Regions from separate parts of the Homo sapiens genome. Here region 2 is linked to region 1. A link is an interaction called in ENCODE POLR2A ChIA-PET data of the cell type or tissue named here. Cell type or tissue: CD4-positive, alpha-beta T cell. All regions are shown on one strand.

Region 1 (8,000 bases):
ATAGTCAGCTTGAGCTACCCTACCAAAATACCATAGTGTGGGTGGCCTAAACAACAGAAGTTTCTTTCTCACCGTCCTGGAGGCTGGAGGTCCAAGATTGAGGTGCCAGCATGGTTAGGTTCTGGTAAGGGCCCTCTTCCTGGTTTGCAGAAGCTGCCTTCTCACTATGTTCTCACATGGGACAGAGAGAAAGAGAGAGAGTGCAAGCTCTCTGGTATCTCTTCTAAGGGCACTAATCCTGTCATGAGGGCCCCACCCTTGTGACCTCATCTAAACCATATCACCTCCCAGAGGCCCTGCCTCCAAATACCATCACATTGTGGGTTAGGGCTTCAACATATGACTTGGTGGGGGACATAATTCAGTAGCTAGCACAGCTCCAAATATGGAAGTGTTCTGGCTATATACAGGGCCAGACTAAGATGAGCCAGTGGGGGTGGACAGGGACCCACTGGTTCAGAATCAGAAATCTGCAGCACTCTGTGAGAGTGTAAGTAGACACACTAAGTATCATAAGTAGATACTCAGCTCTCAAGCCAGACTACCCAGGTCCAATTCTTGGCCTCATCTCTTACTTGGGCAGGTTGCTTAACCTCTGTCTGCCACGATTTCCGTATCTGTAAAATGGGAATGATTACAGTATCTACTTTGCAGGGTTGGGTGAAGATTAAATGAGATAATACACATAAGGAAACTTTTTGAACAGTGCTGGTACTCAACAAATGCTAAGTAAATGCTCATTCTTTCTGCCCTGAGATCTCCTGTGTATTGTTAGACACAGCCATTCTTTGTTTTTGTTTTTTCTTTCGAGTTGGAGTCTCACTCTGTCACCCAGGCTGGAATGCAGTGGCACAATCTCAGCTCACTGCAACCTCCACCTCCCAGGTTCAAGCAATTCTCCTGCCTCAGCCTCCTGAGTAGCTGGGATTACAGGTCCCCACCACCACACCTGACTAAATTTTTTTGTATTTTAGTAGAGACGGGGTTTCACCATGTTGCCCAGGCTGGTCTCAAACTCTTGACCTCAAGTGATCCACCTGCCTCGGCCTCTCAAAGTGCTGGGATTACAGGCATGAGCCACTGCACCGGGCCAATTTTGTTTTTTTTTAATTAGCTTGGGGTGGTGGCACACACCTGAGGCCCCAGCTTCTTGGGAGGCTGAGGTAGGAGAACTGGTTGGGCCTGGGGGGTTGAGGCTGCAGTGAGCCATGATCATACCACTGCACTCCAGTCTGGGTAACAAAATGAGACCCTGTCTCAAAAGCAAACAAACAAACAAAAGATTTGTGGGAGGAATTAACACAACGCATCCAGGGGTTCTGTTCTTCACTGAGTCTTGCCTCAAGGGCAGCAGGCAAAAGAGCCATTCCACATACAGCCATCTGAACTGGGGGAAATGATTTGAATGAACTGTGGCTTGTTGGTGGTCAGAGGCTCTGTTGCTGAATCCTTAGGGGACTGGGTGAGCAGAATAATCTAACAGGCCTCCCACAGCTGCTGTAGGAGAAGGCCCTGTTGTCAGTAGCTCTGGTCACCATTTGAACTGCAGGGTGTCAGTGACTGCTCCCTTTCTGTCCTTGTCACTTCCCATTCCCTGCGGCGGCTGCTGCAGCAGCCAGATGGAGATTCTTCTCCTGTTGGAGCTGCTCCTTGACAGCCCTAATGAGGCTGCTCCCTTGGCCCTGTGCAGGGTGCCCTGCTTGCCCGTCTGCCTGCTAGTGGCTGCCTCGGCTCACCAGTGGGCACCAGGAGGTGGCAGCCAGGCAGAGGCATCATGAGATGGTCAGATCAAGGAGATAGAGAGGGACACAGGACACAGCCAGCACCGAGGCCCTGACAACAGAACGGCAGACGAAGGGAAGCCACTGACTTGTGACGGGCTTCTTCCCTGACTACAGGTCTCTGAGCCTGCTTTTGGGAGAGAAATTCTCAGACCTGGTTTTGCTCATTCCCCCTTTCTGGGTCCAGCAATTCATTTTTTAAGAAGGAAAACCAACTCTTAACAGCCACACAGTGCATGCGGGGGCAGCTTGCCAGTCATTGAGTAGGGAACTCAGATCAAATTGAGCAGCTAGTGGAGTGACAGCTGATGTTTTCCTGAGAATTTAATAAGGGGACCTTTACCCTTGATGGAAACGTTGGAGTCACCAAGCTGGAAGTGACTTCAAGATGTTGCCGCTCAGAGCCTGGTCTTGGACCACCAGCATCAGCATCCCCTGGGAGCTTGTTAGAATGGCAAAATCCCAGCTCCCTCTCCAGACCAGCCAATCAGAACCTGCATTTTAATGACATCCCAAGTGATTCGTGTGCATTTTTAACACAGGAGAAACCCTGCTGTAAGGCTTAGGCTTAGCCCACTCCTGGCTATACATTACCTCTGGGGAACTTTAAAAAAGTATTGATGCTTATATCCCACCCCTAAAAAATTCTGTTTTAATTGGTCAAATCCAACTGGTCTAGTCCACTGCCTACACCCTATAGGTCACCCAAGGCCCAGAGAGATCACAGGACCCATCCAAAGTAACACAATGGGTTAGGAACAAAGCTAGGGTTAGAACCCCAAAATTCTGTTTCCCAGGGCCCCGGAGTCCATTATGTTAATCACTGCATCTCATCCTACCAGTGCCATCCTCCCAAACAAAATCTATTAAGATGTATCCTGGAATATAATTCAAAAAGGAGTGATCATAAGGACTTCATTCAAAAATAAGGATTCATGGAGGGCCTACTATATGCCGGGGACTGTTCTAGACCCTAAGGTTACAGCAGCAAATACTGGAGTCCCTGATCTCATGGGAAAGGGATCGCAAGAGGAGCCAGACATTTAACACACCAGGAACTATGTAATGGGTCAGGTGAAAAAAGATAAAGCAGCACGAGGGAGGGAAGGCGCATGACGGTGGGAAGGTCTCTCTGGTGAGGGGCTCTGAGCACAGGGGTGAAAGTACAGAGCGGGAGGTGATGTGGTTATTACCTGGGGAAGGCAGGTTCTCTTCACCTTCTGTGACTCCCACGTCAGCTCATTGCTTGTAGGCCATGGCACATGGTCATGACTTTGGATTTGATTTGGAGTGAGATGGAGACACATAAGAGGGTTTCTGAACAGAGATGTGATGACATTTTCTGGCTAAGTGTAAAAGGATGACTCTTATCTCAGTGATGTGAATGTATCCTCTGGAGAAGACTCAGGGCACAGATGGGGACTGCAAGCAACCATCGCGGTAATTCAGATGAGACGGTGGTGCCTCCACCCAGGACGGTCCTGCAGAAGGTGGGAGGAAGCGGCCAGGTTCTGAGTGTGTCTGACAGGAGCTGCTGTTGGACTGGATGCTGGACGTGAAAGGGGAGTGAAAGACGGACTCCAGGATTTTTGCACTGAGCAATTGGTAGAATGGAATTGCAGTTTTGTGGAGACAAGAAGCAGGTTTGGATAAGGACATCCACAGTTTGGCTTGGGGCGTGCTGGGTGTTTGATGAATTAGCAGAGCTCTGGGCCTCTGTGGCTAGGGACATTTGTGCTGCTGAGAGCTGGGGCTGCCGGCCATGGCTTGTCTGATGGAGCATTCATCTTAGTCCTGCTCCCAAGATGATGGGCCTTTCAGAGAATAGATTTACAGTTTAAACTTAAGATTGTTTTGGTATATTGTCACAATGCTCCTTAAGATTTCTGGGACATTATGCTCGCTTGGTGACCTATTAGGTGCTGGGGGTGGAAATTGTTTCTGGATAACTTTGAGTTTTCTTTTAATAAGAAGGGTCAGTCATCTATTAACTAAGCGTGGTGGTAGTAATGCCATAGGATTTTTTTCCTTTCTGAAATCAGTTTGCCCACTTCTTGTTCAAAGAATCTCTGGTGGGTCTGCGTTGCTCCCAGAGGCTCAGAAAGCTGTCAAAAGGGCAGAGCTTCTGCGCCAAGTGGAAGCCAGGAAACCGCTCCCCATGCATCCCCAGGAAAAGATCCTGGCTCTACCATGAACATGCCTGTTCCCTGACGTGTTCGCTATTGTACAAGAGTCCATGTCCATTTATTTAGTTCAGTGCTTCTGAGTGCTGGCTGCCCAAAGGAATAGCCTAGAAACCTTAAAAAAAAAACTGATGGTGAAGGTTTCACCCCATTATGCTGCTTAATTGTGCTTTTTTTTTTTTTTTTGGTTGGGGGAAGAGGTGGGCCCTGGCACTGGTATTTTTTTCCTTTTATTATTTTTATTTATTTATTTTTGAGATGGAGTTTTTGCTCTGTTGCCCAGGCTGGAGTGCAATGGTGCGATCTCGGCTCACTGCAACCTCTGCCTCCCAGGTTCAAACAATTCTCATGCCTCAGCCTCCCAAGTAGCTGGGATTACAGGCATGCACCACCACGCCTGGCTAATTTTTGTATTTTTAGTAGAGATGAGGTTTCACCATGTTGGCCAGGCTGGTGTTAAACTCTTGACCTCAGGTGATCCACCCGCCTTGGCCTCCCAAAGTGCTGGGATTACAGGTGTGAGCCACTGCACCCGGTCTTTTTTGCCTTTTTTTTTTTTTTTTTTTTTTTGAGACAGAGTCCCTTCCTGTCACCCAGGCTGGAGTACAATGGGGAAATCTCAGCTCATTGCAACCTCCACCTCCCAGGTTCAAGCGATTCTTCTGCCTCAGCCACCCAAGTAGCTGGGATTACAGGCGCATGCCACAACGCTCTGCTAATTTTTGTATTTTTAGTAGAGATGGGGTTTCACCATGTTGGCCAGGCTGGTCTTGAACTCCTGACCTCATGATCCACCTGCCTTGGCCTCCCAAAGTGCTGGGACTACAGGCGTGAGCCCCTGCACCCAGCCCCTTTTTTTCTTTTTAAATAGACTTTAATTTTAGAGCAGTTTTGGGGTCACAGCAAAATTGAGCATAAGACACAGATAGTTCCCACATACCCTCTGTCCGGCATGGTACATTTGTTACAATCCATGAATCCACACTGACATATCATCACCCCAAGTCCATAGTTTACATGAGGGTTCACTCTTGGTGTCCGTTCTACAGGTTTGGACAAAGGTGTCCTGACATGTATCTACCTCTGCAGAATCAGCAGTAGTCTCCCCGCCCTAAAATCCTCCGGCCCTGGTATTTTTACGAAGCGCTCCAAGTCACTTGAACGTTCAGCCAGGGCTGAGAACTATTGATTTAGTCTTACTGTGTGCCAGGCTTTGCTTTCAGCACTTTATAGGAGTTAATCCCTTAATCCTCATGTCACCGGGTTGATGGAGGTTCAGCTATTGTCCAGAGCTGTCAAGTGGCTTCTCCAACGCTGCGGAGCAGATGGGCCGGCATGTGAACCCAGGCACATTCGCTGCTAAGTCTGTCCCTTAACCACTATGCAGTACTGACTTTGCCAACTGCCTCTGCAATCGGCTTCGAATTGTCCTCGGGTGAAGAAGAAAAGTAAACTTTCCCCTGCAGTTCACACACACATAGTGCCCCTGGACAGAATTCCGCACCCTCCACACCGGAGCTCCTCCCCACCCACTGCCCCAGTTCTTCAGGGCCCTCTCCCCCAGCCCTACCTCCTGCGAATCCCACATCAGCTCATTGCTTTATTGTCCCTTACACATGACCTGATCATTCCAGCTCCGGTGCATCTGCCAGGAATGCCCTCCCCTCTTTCCACCCAGCCAAAATGTAATTCTTCCCTGCGGGGCTCGAGTTCTGTGCTCCTGGCTTCATTTCCTGAAGGCCCAGGCCCCTGTGACCTCTCCTGTCCTAACCACCAGAAGTGCTGGCTGCCTTGGCTGTGCCTTTTGGAATTCAATGACACTGGATTTTGCAAATTGTGTACTGCTCCCTGTTTAATACCCAAAAGTCTCATCCCTGGGGAAGGAACCATGTCTTCTACTAATTTCTTGTTTCCCTTCTCAAGTCCCATGCAGTGTGCTAAGCATGTATAGTTGCAGGTCCAGCAGGACACATGGGAGAACGGGGTGTTCCTGCTCATTGGGGGCCACAGGTCACATCAGATATGGAGAGCAAGAACATTTGCTCCTCATCCCCGGTCTGTGGTATGAAATGCAGTTAGCGTCTTACAGAATTATTTTCCATCCCTTCCTACATGACTATTTTATTTGCTTCCCAGTGAACTGGAACCTGAGGTCTAAACCCCTTAGTATGGGATGGAAAACCTTCCACGATCTGGGCTCAGCCACCTCTTGGCAGGTGACCATATCTCCTGATCCACCTGGGCCAGCCTCACTTTCCCTAGCATGGCCCCAGTCTCTGCCTGTTGCTTTGGTGTATTAAGAGAGTCCCTTTTCATTCTCTGAAGTGTCCTGTTTAAACAGTGAACAACGCAGTTACTCTACCTTCCCACCTACCACTTCCCCAAGTTCCAAATTAAAAATGGCTTATTGTTTCCTGGGAGGGCCTGAAGCTTTCCTGCCTCCTTCCACATTTAGGCTATTCCTTCTGCCTAGAATGATCACCCCTCCACCAACCACAGGCACACACCATCTTTCCTGCCAAAATCCTACCCTGTATTTCCTGGTCTGCTTCAGCTGTTGAGCTCCCCAGGAAACCTCCCTTCATTATCTTGCATGCCCCCAACACCTGAATCCTTATAACTGGCACGCTTGTTAATGGTGCCTGGCACACACTGTCCTGTATTATAGCTGTTTGTATAGACAAGTCATTTCCCTTACTGGATGGGAGGCTCCTGAGAAAAGAGCCTAGGAATTTCACATCTTTATCATCCACATAGTGGCTAACACAATGCTTTATACATGGTAGACATTTCCTACCATTTTTTTGGCCGTATAACTTAAGACGTGTCACATCTTCTCTGGGCCTCAGTTCCAACATCTGTAAGATAGTTCCAATTCCTGTATCTGTTAGGGTCTAATCAGGAAGACAAAAACCATTTTGAAGCATTTAGTGCAGGGTTGCACAGATGATTGAGCCAACAGGGAACAGTGAGGTCACTCAGAGCCACTATCTCCTGGGCAGCAGAGACAAAGGGAGGAGTCAAGACTCCCAGTTCCAGGTCACAGGCCACAGAGCAGAAACTGGACCTCTGGTAGGCTGTCCCATGGGACCTGGAACTATGAAAGAGATGGTTTCTTCCTTCTTCCCTTCCCAGCCCCCAATCTACTGTCTCTCTTTGGTCAAACACAGCAAGAAGCCAGCAGTCATGGGAGCCGGGTGTTGCAGCCTCAGGGGTCAGCCCTGGTGATAGAGAGCAGAACCGGGGAAGAAGGCAGGTGGGTGAGAACCGGCCTGGGAGAGACACAGCTCTGAGGTCCGTTTCGGCTCTTTAGGTGTGTGGTTCAATCAATCTGTTGAATAAATAACTGAATAAATTGGTAAATGTATGAGGAATCTCCTCATTGTTTTGAAAGGTATCAAGTTACTTATAGAAAATATGATCAAGAAATTCAGAGAATTCTTCCATCTCCAGGACAAACATAGTTTTGGGGCTTGGGAAAGACCAAAGTCTTTCCTATTCCTTCAGTTATAAAAATGATTATTGATAGCAGTTGTTAGGCAGCTAATAAAATACAGACACTTGGCTTAAGAAAATAATGATGACTTTCACCTGGTGCTATGGCCAAGGAAAGGACACGGATGTCATCATGTGATTATTTATTGAGTGGAGCCCTCTTCCCCCTCCCTGCTGCAATGGGAGGGAAGGCTCAAAACATTCGCAGCCACTGGAGGGGGAGCTTCAGAGGCCTCCCTCCCCCTGCATTCCTGGCTGAAGGGGTGAAGACACTACAGACCTCGTGTTTCCAGATCTTGTTTTCTTTCACTGGAAAGTGGAATGCATAATAAAATGGAATGCCTGTGGTGCAAGATAGTGGTTGTATAGTATCTAAATTCCAGAGATAATTCCAAATCTTTTTTTTTTTTTTTTTTTTTTAGATGGAGCCTCGCTCTGTCGCCCAGGTTGGAGTGCAGTGGTGCAATCTCAGCTCACTGCAATCTCCGCCCCTGGGTTCAAGCGACTCTCCTGCCTCAGCCTCCCAAGTAGCTGGGATTAC
Region 2 (8,000 bases), 98 kb before region 1:
CAGCCACAGGGTAGTTCTCAGTGTTAGCTCATGGAAATGTTTGGTCATAAATGCTCATATGGCTGCCACTTCAGTCAAGTTACGTGCACTGTTAGTAACAGACGTGTTAAGTTGCAATGTCTGCTATTGTCTGAATATGTGCCCCCAAATTCATGTGCTGGAAACTGAATCCCCAATGTAACAATGTTGGGAGGTAGGGCCTAGCGGGAGGCTCTACCCTCACGAATGAATTAATGCCGCTGTAATAACGGGGTTTGCAGGTAGGTTCTCTCTCTTTTGCCATGTGAGGACACAGCAAGAAAACCTTCATCAGAAGCTGGTTCTTTGATCACGGACTTCCCAGGCTCCAAAACTGTGAGAAATAAATGTCTGTTCTTTAAAAATTACCCAGTCTGTGGTACTGTATTATGGAAGCATGCAATGGACAAAGACAACACCATTGAAAACGTCTTCAAATGACTGCATTATTATTTAGTATTGAAATGAAAATGATTTTGGAAGAGAAAGACACAGAAACAGAGCAGTGAGATATATATTTGATATACCTGTGACACAAACATTCCTCATTTGAGGAATAACTGCCAACATCTAAGCTTGGAAGACTTTTGACAGGAATTTGGAAGAAAATCCTAGTCAATAATGGAACACCCCCAACTCCTTCTCTTGCCTCTCTCTCACTCACTCGCCCCAGGGAAGCACATGACTGTGGCAGGAGGCCATTCAGGTAGCCCTGCAGAGAGGCTCAAGTGGTAAGAGTATTAGTCTGTTTCACACTCCTGATAAAGGCATACCCACGACTGGGCAATTTACAAAAGAAAGAGGTTTAATAGACTTACAGTTCTACGTGGCTAGGGAGGACTCACAATCATGGTGGAAGGTGAAAGGCATGTCTCACATGGCGGCAGACAAACGAGAAGAAGGTGCGGGCAGGGAACCTCCCCTTTATAAAACCATCAGATCTCATAAGACTTATTCACTATCACAAGAACAGCAGAGAAAGACCTGCCCCCATGATTCAATTACCTCCCACCAGGTCCCTCCCACAACACATGGGAATTCAAGATAAGATTTGGGTGGGAATACAGCCAAACCATATCTCTACAGAAAGAAACAGATCTCCCGCCACAGCCAGTGAGGAAATGAGGTCTCTTGACAACACCTGTGAGAGAGCCATCTGAGAAGATCCTCCAACCCTGGGGAAACCTTCAGATGACTGCAGACCTGGCTGACAGTCTGACTGCTGCCTCACGAGAGACCCTCAGCCAGGACTACCCAGCTAAGCCACTTCTGGACTACTAGCCTCAGAAACTGTGTGAGATAATAAACAGTTGTTGTTTTTCACTTCTGACTTGGGGGTAATTTATTAATGCAGCAATAGATAACTGACATAAAAGAAACCAAAGCTAGAAAAGCTTACATTTGCAAAAGTTGTAATTAATAAAACTGGGTTAGCTGGCTTTTAGGAAGTAAAGAAAAAGATAATTAAAACTTATAAAACTTAATTTCCTGCACCTACTTTTATTTTCTTTCCTTGTCTATACTGAATGTGACCTCATAACAGTGTCTTTTTCTTCTACCACCCACCAATGCAAAGAAACAAAACAAGATTACAAGTAAAAAGGAAACAGTGTAAATAACAGTAATCTTAATACATCAAAGGTACTAAACTTTCTAGGAAAAAAAATAATGTTCATGAAAGTCACAGCACAAAGATACTAAATAAAAGCAAAATTAAAAATGAGTAAATATTTATTGTATACCTAGCACATTTGAGGGCCTCGAGAAGCCCTAGAAAATCTTTAGTAAATATAGTAGAGCCTCTCAGAATTTTAAACTCTTGCCAAGGGAGGACATTCATATTCATTAATCCTTTATGTCGAGGCCAAGTTAGTACAGGACGGATGAAGTTCAGAATTTTTCTGAAATCTGTGATACATGTTGGTAGGAAAGGTGGAAAATGGGATAAGCACTCTTGCTGAAGCCAGCAAATTCATAACACTGTATTTTAATGTCCCCACATTTACCATTCATCTGCCAGGAGAGTTTTACATCACAACTTTAAAATACAAAGATTCTGATTTCCCAAGTTTCGATGTGACAGGAAAAAGTTGCAACAATGACAAAAGAGAACAAGTAATAAATCTAAAAAATATAGGAGTTTTGGCTATCCTGGCTTTAAATTTGAATGTCCTATAGCCACCACCAATTTTATATGTCCCAAATCCCTTCTGACACAAAATCTACTCCTCTGCCAGTCCCCACAGTTTCCCCATCTCAAAGATGGTAAACCAGTCTTACTGCCTACCACCATCCATCTGGTTACTCAGGACAAAAACTTTGCAGTTTCTTAGCATCATTCTTAAGGGCCCTAGGATTTTCAGAATGGTAAATGGGCACTGGCTTCAACGTAAAGTTGTCAGCTGCATTGGCCCCTAACAAGAGTCAGCCAGGCACTGACTTCTCTCTAGCTATCAAAGTTCTAGATGACATCTTCTTCCAATAGAAGGCTGTTTCATCTACACTGAAAAATCTGTTTATTATAGCCATTTTCTTTAATTATCTTAGCTAGATCTTTTATTGCTTTTTTGTTTTGAGACAAGGTCTGTCTCTGTTACCTAGGCTGGAGTGCAGTGTCATGATCTCGCTCACTGCAACCTCCGCCTTCCAGGTGTAAGCAATTCTCCCACCTCAGCCTCCCGAGTGGCTGGGACTACAGGCAGGTGCCACTGTGCCTGGCTAATTTTTTGTATTTTTTGCAAAGACGGGGTTTCACCATGTTGCCCAGGCTGGTATCAAACTCCTAAGCTCAAGCAATCCTCCTGCCCTGGCCTCCCAGAGTGGTGGGATTATAGACACCATGATCAATTACGAGCCACCATGCCTGGCATTAGCTAGATCTTCTGGATGACTTGCTGCAGCTTCTCCACTAGTACTTGCTGCTTCACTTTGCACTTTTATGTTACAGAGACAGCTTATTTCCTTAAACCTCATGAACCAACTTTTCTTCCGCAGCTTCCTCACCTCTCTGTCTTCACAGAAATGAGGCGAGTTAGGGCCTCACTCTGGATTAGGCTTTGGCTTAGGGGCATGCTGTGGCTGGTTTGATCTATCCAGACTACTATAACTTTCTCCATCTCAGCAATAAGGCTGTTTTGCTTTCTTATCATTCGTGTGTTCACTGAAGTAGCATTTTTAATTACCTTCAAGAACTTTTCTTCTGCATTCGCAACTTGGTTAACTGGCACAAGAGGCCTAGCTTTTCAGCCTATCTCAGCTTTTGATATGCCTTCCTCATTAAGTAAAATCAATTCTAGCTTTTGATTTAAAGTGAGAGACATGTGACTCTTCCTTTCACCTGAACACTTAGAGATCACTGTAGGGTTATTAATCAGCCTAATTTCAATATTGTTGTGTGTCACTGTTCTTTCACTTGAACACTTAGAGACGATTGTAGGGTTATTAATCAGCTTAATTTCAATATTGTTGTGTCTCAGGGAATAGGGAGGCCCAAAGAGGGAGTGGGGAGGTGGGAGAGGAAGAGGGACAGGGAGGGAGGGAGGGAGGGAGGGAGAGAGTGAGAGAGAGAGAGAGAGAGAGAGAGAGAGGAATGGCCAGTCGGTGGAGCAGTTGGAATACACATGACATTTATCAATTAAGCTCAACTTCTTATAGTGGCATAATTTGTGGCACCCCAAAACAATTATAATAGTTTTTTTTTCCTTTGCAATGCAAGGGCTCTTTATTGTCAGTGAGACCACCAGGCTAGATGAGCACTGAGGCTCCAGGGGGACCCCAGGCCCTCTTCAGTGGGAGAAGGCAAAGGTGGGTTTCGGGCCTCAGAATGGTCCTTGGCTCACGTAGCACCATGTAAATACAGAGCTAAAAACTTCCTGGATGTCTCCCACTGGAAACCAGTCAGCCCAACGCATTCCACAACCACCCTCTTTTTTTTTTTTTTTTTTTTTTTTTGAGACGGAGTCTCGCTCCGTCGCCCAGACTGGAGTGCAGTGGCGCGATCTTGGCTCACTGCAACCTCTATCTCCCAGGTTCAAGCAATTCTCCTGCCTCCATCTCCTGAGTAGCTGGGATTACAGGCACGTGCCACCATGCCTGGCTAATTTTTTGTTGTTTTTTTTTTTTGAGACGGAGTCTCGCTCTGTCACCCAGGCTGGAGTGCAGTGGCGCAATCTCGGCTCACGGCAAGCTCCGCCTCCCGGGTTCATGCCATTCTCCTGCCTCAGCCTCCTGAGTAGAGTAGCTGGGACTACAGGCGCCCGCCACTACGCCCAGCTAATTTTTTGTATTTTTAGTAAAGACGGGGTTTCACCACGTTAGCCAGGATGGTCTCGATCTCCTGACCTCGTGATCCACCCACCTCAGACTCCCAGTGTTGGGATTACAGGTGCGAGCCACTGGGCCCGGTCCCACCTTCTTTTTTATCACTGGGAGACACCAAAAATGCTGAGAGAGTAGCTGGCATGATTCCACCCAGACCAAACTCTTGCCACACTTGTTAAGAGGCCAGGTCTGTGGTGTTCTACTGTAACACCAGGAAATGGAATGCACGTCCGTCTGTGCATGTACTCTGCACAACCACGGGCTGCTCCGAGATCTTGGTGTCATTGCCACAGAGGAGCTGGGCCTGAGCCAGGGCAATGCCAAAAGCAAACAGGATCATCTTGGCCCACAGCTGATCTGGTTGAAGGCTATGTGGTTGCAAATCGGCTTTCTCCAGGAAGTGCAGGATATGGAGATAGGGGTAAGGATAGCCCTCCCAGAATCCTGTGTCATCTTTCACATCAGAAACATTGCATTCCTGAAGATCAGTAGTGGGGAGAGGGGACAGAAGGCCTCGAGAACATGATTTTTAGTAGCTTCAACCTCTTCTCTGGAGGAGATGGCGGGGGCAGAGGATCCTTGGCACTCAGCCGGCTCCACTAGAACCATGACCCTGAAGAACAGACACAATTCCAGGTGGTGGATAACGTGGAGTTTTGGGCACAAATCTGCCTGGCCAGAGAAGGATGCCTGAGAATCTGAGACTTACACAACTTTATCAGACTGTCCACAATGACCAGACAGCAGGCCTCTCTCCTGGGGCCGTACTCAGTACAGTGCCAGAGACAGGCATGAGAGATCAAATTCAGAAGACGCTCATCTTGGTTCTCTATGTGGTTCCTTGTATCATCAACAAGGCCAAGTACTTTCTCAGGAAGGCATTTTATTAACTTGGCCTCGGTAAGCCAGAGGGCCTGCTTGACACCCCTGAGAAGGCGGCAACGCTGGTGAAAGACATAGCAGGCCTGGTCTTTGTATGGTGGCTGCTCGTGAATGGAGCTTGAGCAGCAGAACTTTGGGTGCTTCGAGCCAGGGTCCCAGGGTCGTGAACGGGGTGAACAGAATTTTGGGTGTTTCTACCCAGGGTCCCAGGGCAGGAAGATCAGCGGTGGCAGCCCGGGCGTGAAGTACATCTCTCTCACAGAGGGGATGGGCTCCGGTCCAGGGATCTCGTACACTCCATCCAGGGGAGGAGGCTCTGGCTTCCACATGGAGTGCATGCCCCACTCACAGGCTCCACCTCTCGGGGCCCCGAAGCTCCCAAGGTTGAGCTGCCTGGAGCTAGTCAGTGCCTGCCTAGCGGCACCATACTGATCTGCCAACACCATACTGATCTGGTCTTAAGACCACCAACACCATACTGATCTGGTCTTAAGACCGCCACCTGGATGCCACCATCTTACCAGGCACCAACAATCACAGTAGTAACACCAAAGATCACCGATCACAGATCACCACGACAGATATAATGAAAAAGTTCGAAATATTGTAAGAGTTACCAAGGTGTGACACAGAGATATGAAGTAGGCACATGCTATTGGAAAAATGGCACTGACAGACTTGCTAGACACATGGGTGCCGCAAGCTTTCAACTTGCAGAAAGTGAAGTATCTGCAAAGTGCAATAAAGTGAAGCATAATAAAACAAAGTGTGCCTGTACTTAGAATAAAAAATCCAGATTCCTTACCATGGCTACAAAGTCCTCCACGAACTGCTCCTTTGGCCCCTCCGCTCTTCTCCAGGCTCACCAAGCTCCAGCCATACTGGGCCTCCTTCCTTCTATAAGCCAAGCTCTTTTCTGCCTTTCCACTTACCAGTCCTCTGCTGGGTTCTCCCCACAAGCTCCGCTTTGCCATCCCCCGCAACCGCCACCCCACTGGCTTCCACTATTCTACTGTTTCATGGCAGGCTCTTTCCTCATCATCCAGGTTTCTTACTAAAATATCACCAGCTTCTCTGGGAAATGTCTCTAAATTAGGTACCCTCCCACCCCCCAGTTATCTATTACATTCACCCAGTTCAGTGTCCTTCACTCTCTAAAATCCCTGTTTCTTACTGTCCGTCTTAGGTATTAAAATAGAAGCTCCATGAGGGCAAGGCCAAGGACCTTGATGGTCTTAGTCACCAGTTCATTCAGCACCTAGAATTGTGCCCACATATGGCACTGCAGTGGGTGTTAGTGGGTGTTCAACACGTGTTTGTTGAATATATATAATAATAACAGAAATTACTACAGCAGCAAGTTACTGACTGCTTTACATGCACCAGGCATTTTTATCACTAACCTTTGAAATAACCACACAAGGTAGATACTAATTACATCTATGTTACAATGAAAAAAAGGTACGTAATTTGCAGAAGGTCACCCAAATTACCTGGGGTAAATTAAACTCTCTGAGACTTTTTTTTTTTTTTTACATTGTAAAATGGCAGAACCAGGATGCAAACCTAGGTTTTCTTGCCTTTTAAAGGTTTTAAACCTTATGTTTTGCTTTCTCAGTGATTCTGTCTTTTTGTTTTTTTGAGACAGGGTCTCACTCTGTCACCCAGGCTGGAGTGCAGTGGCATGATCAGGGCTCACTGCAGTGTCAACCTCCTGGGCTGAAGCCATCCTCCCACCTCAGCACCCCCAATAGCTGGGTCTACGGGTGTGCATCACCATACCCGGCTAATTTTTGCATTTTTTGTAGAGGCAGGGTTTTGCCATGTTGCCCAGGCTGGTCTTGAGCTCCTGGGCTCAAGCAATCCACCTCACCTCAGCTTCCCAAAGCACTGGGATTATAGGAGTGAGCCACCATGACCGGCCTCTTGGTGATTCTCAATATATCTCCCACGGTAATCCCGCTTTCTGCCACAGTGAGCCTACCTTACTGAGAAAGTGTATCACACAAAGAGCAATCCCACACCAGGACACGGCTCATGAATATACCATGGCAAATATTCTCTGCCATTATACAAGGAGATAAGAGACAAGAAGGATGGAAAGGGTTTTTCCTCTAGAGTATCTTACAAAGAAGCAGGTGACTACTGGAAAGGGATCATATGGCCAGGTTCTAAAAGTTATCCTTCCTTTGTATGGGACACAAGACTAAGTGATTTTTAAAATTAGTATTTTTTTTTTTTTTTTTTTTTTTTTTTGTAGAAACAGGGCCTCATTATGTTGCCCAGGTTGGCCTCATATGTTGCCTGGAACTGCTGGCCTCAAGAGATCCTCCTACATTAGCCTCCCAAAGTGTTGGGATTACACGTGTGAGCCACTGTGCCTGGCCAAGACAAAGTAGCTTTTAATGTACATCTAAATTAACAGTTTATAAGCCTGTCCTGCACCAACAACTTTATTAATAAGCGTGTGTGTGTGTGTGTGTGTGTGTGTGTAACATATATATACAATTTATTGCTTCAAAGACTGAGAATTGAAAGGCAAAATGTGATTTGGAAACCACCCCTGGTGAATAGTCAAGAAAATGAGTTGCAATACCTCCCATGTTTTAACCACACAAATTTCCTTCCTCCCACAAAGCCTTGTGCGACAGGGACCCATGGTCAACCCTTAGCCACCCCAATGCAGCACCCACTAGTGAGAAGGTGCTGAACAAAGGTAAAAAAAGAATATGGTATAGTGCTACGTAGGCTGTACGAAGGCATACAAATGAAAGTTCTAT

What was found. Peaks named below come from ENCODE experiments on the same cell type or tissue, not always from the same donor. Only the 100,000 strongest peaks of a DNase experiment are listed, where the experiment ranks them.
Region 2: POLR2A ChIA-PET joins it to region 1 with 5 read pairs; 6 of 35 experiments call an interaction of 5 or more read pairs at or near these places.

The regions. Positions count from the first base shown.
Region 1 is chr18:58,590,098-58,598,097 of GRCh38, reverse strand. All of the region lies in intron 3 of ALPK2 (alpha kinase 2), which reads left to right. Among named protein-coding and RNA genes, the nearest start is that of SNORA108, 6.5 kb to the left of the region's middle. In CD4-positive, alpha-beta T cell, no CTCF peak of the experiment used is centred here; no DNase peak of the experiment used is centred here.
Region 2 is chr18:58,688,013-58,696,012 of GRCh38, reverse strand. All of the region lies in intron 2 of MALT1 (MALT1 paracaspase), which reads right to left. The region is part of intron 2 of LOC105372146 (a long non-coding RNA gene); the gene reads left to right. It also overlaps the pseudogene MRPL37P1. Among named protein-coding and RNA genes, the nearest start is that of MALT1-AS1, 20 kb to the right of the region's middle. In CD4-positive, alpha-beta T cell, no CTCF peak of the experiment used is centred here; DNase peaks (open chromatin) are centred at 3,012 and 7,892; H3K4me3 peaks cover 527 bases; H3K27ac peaks cover 2,395 bases.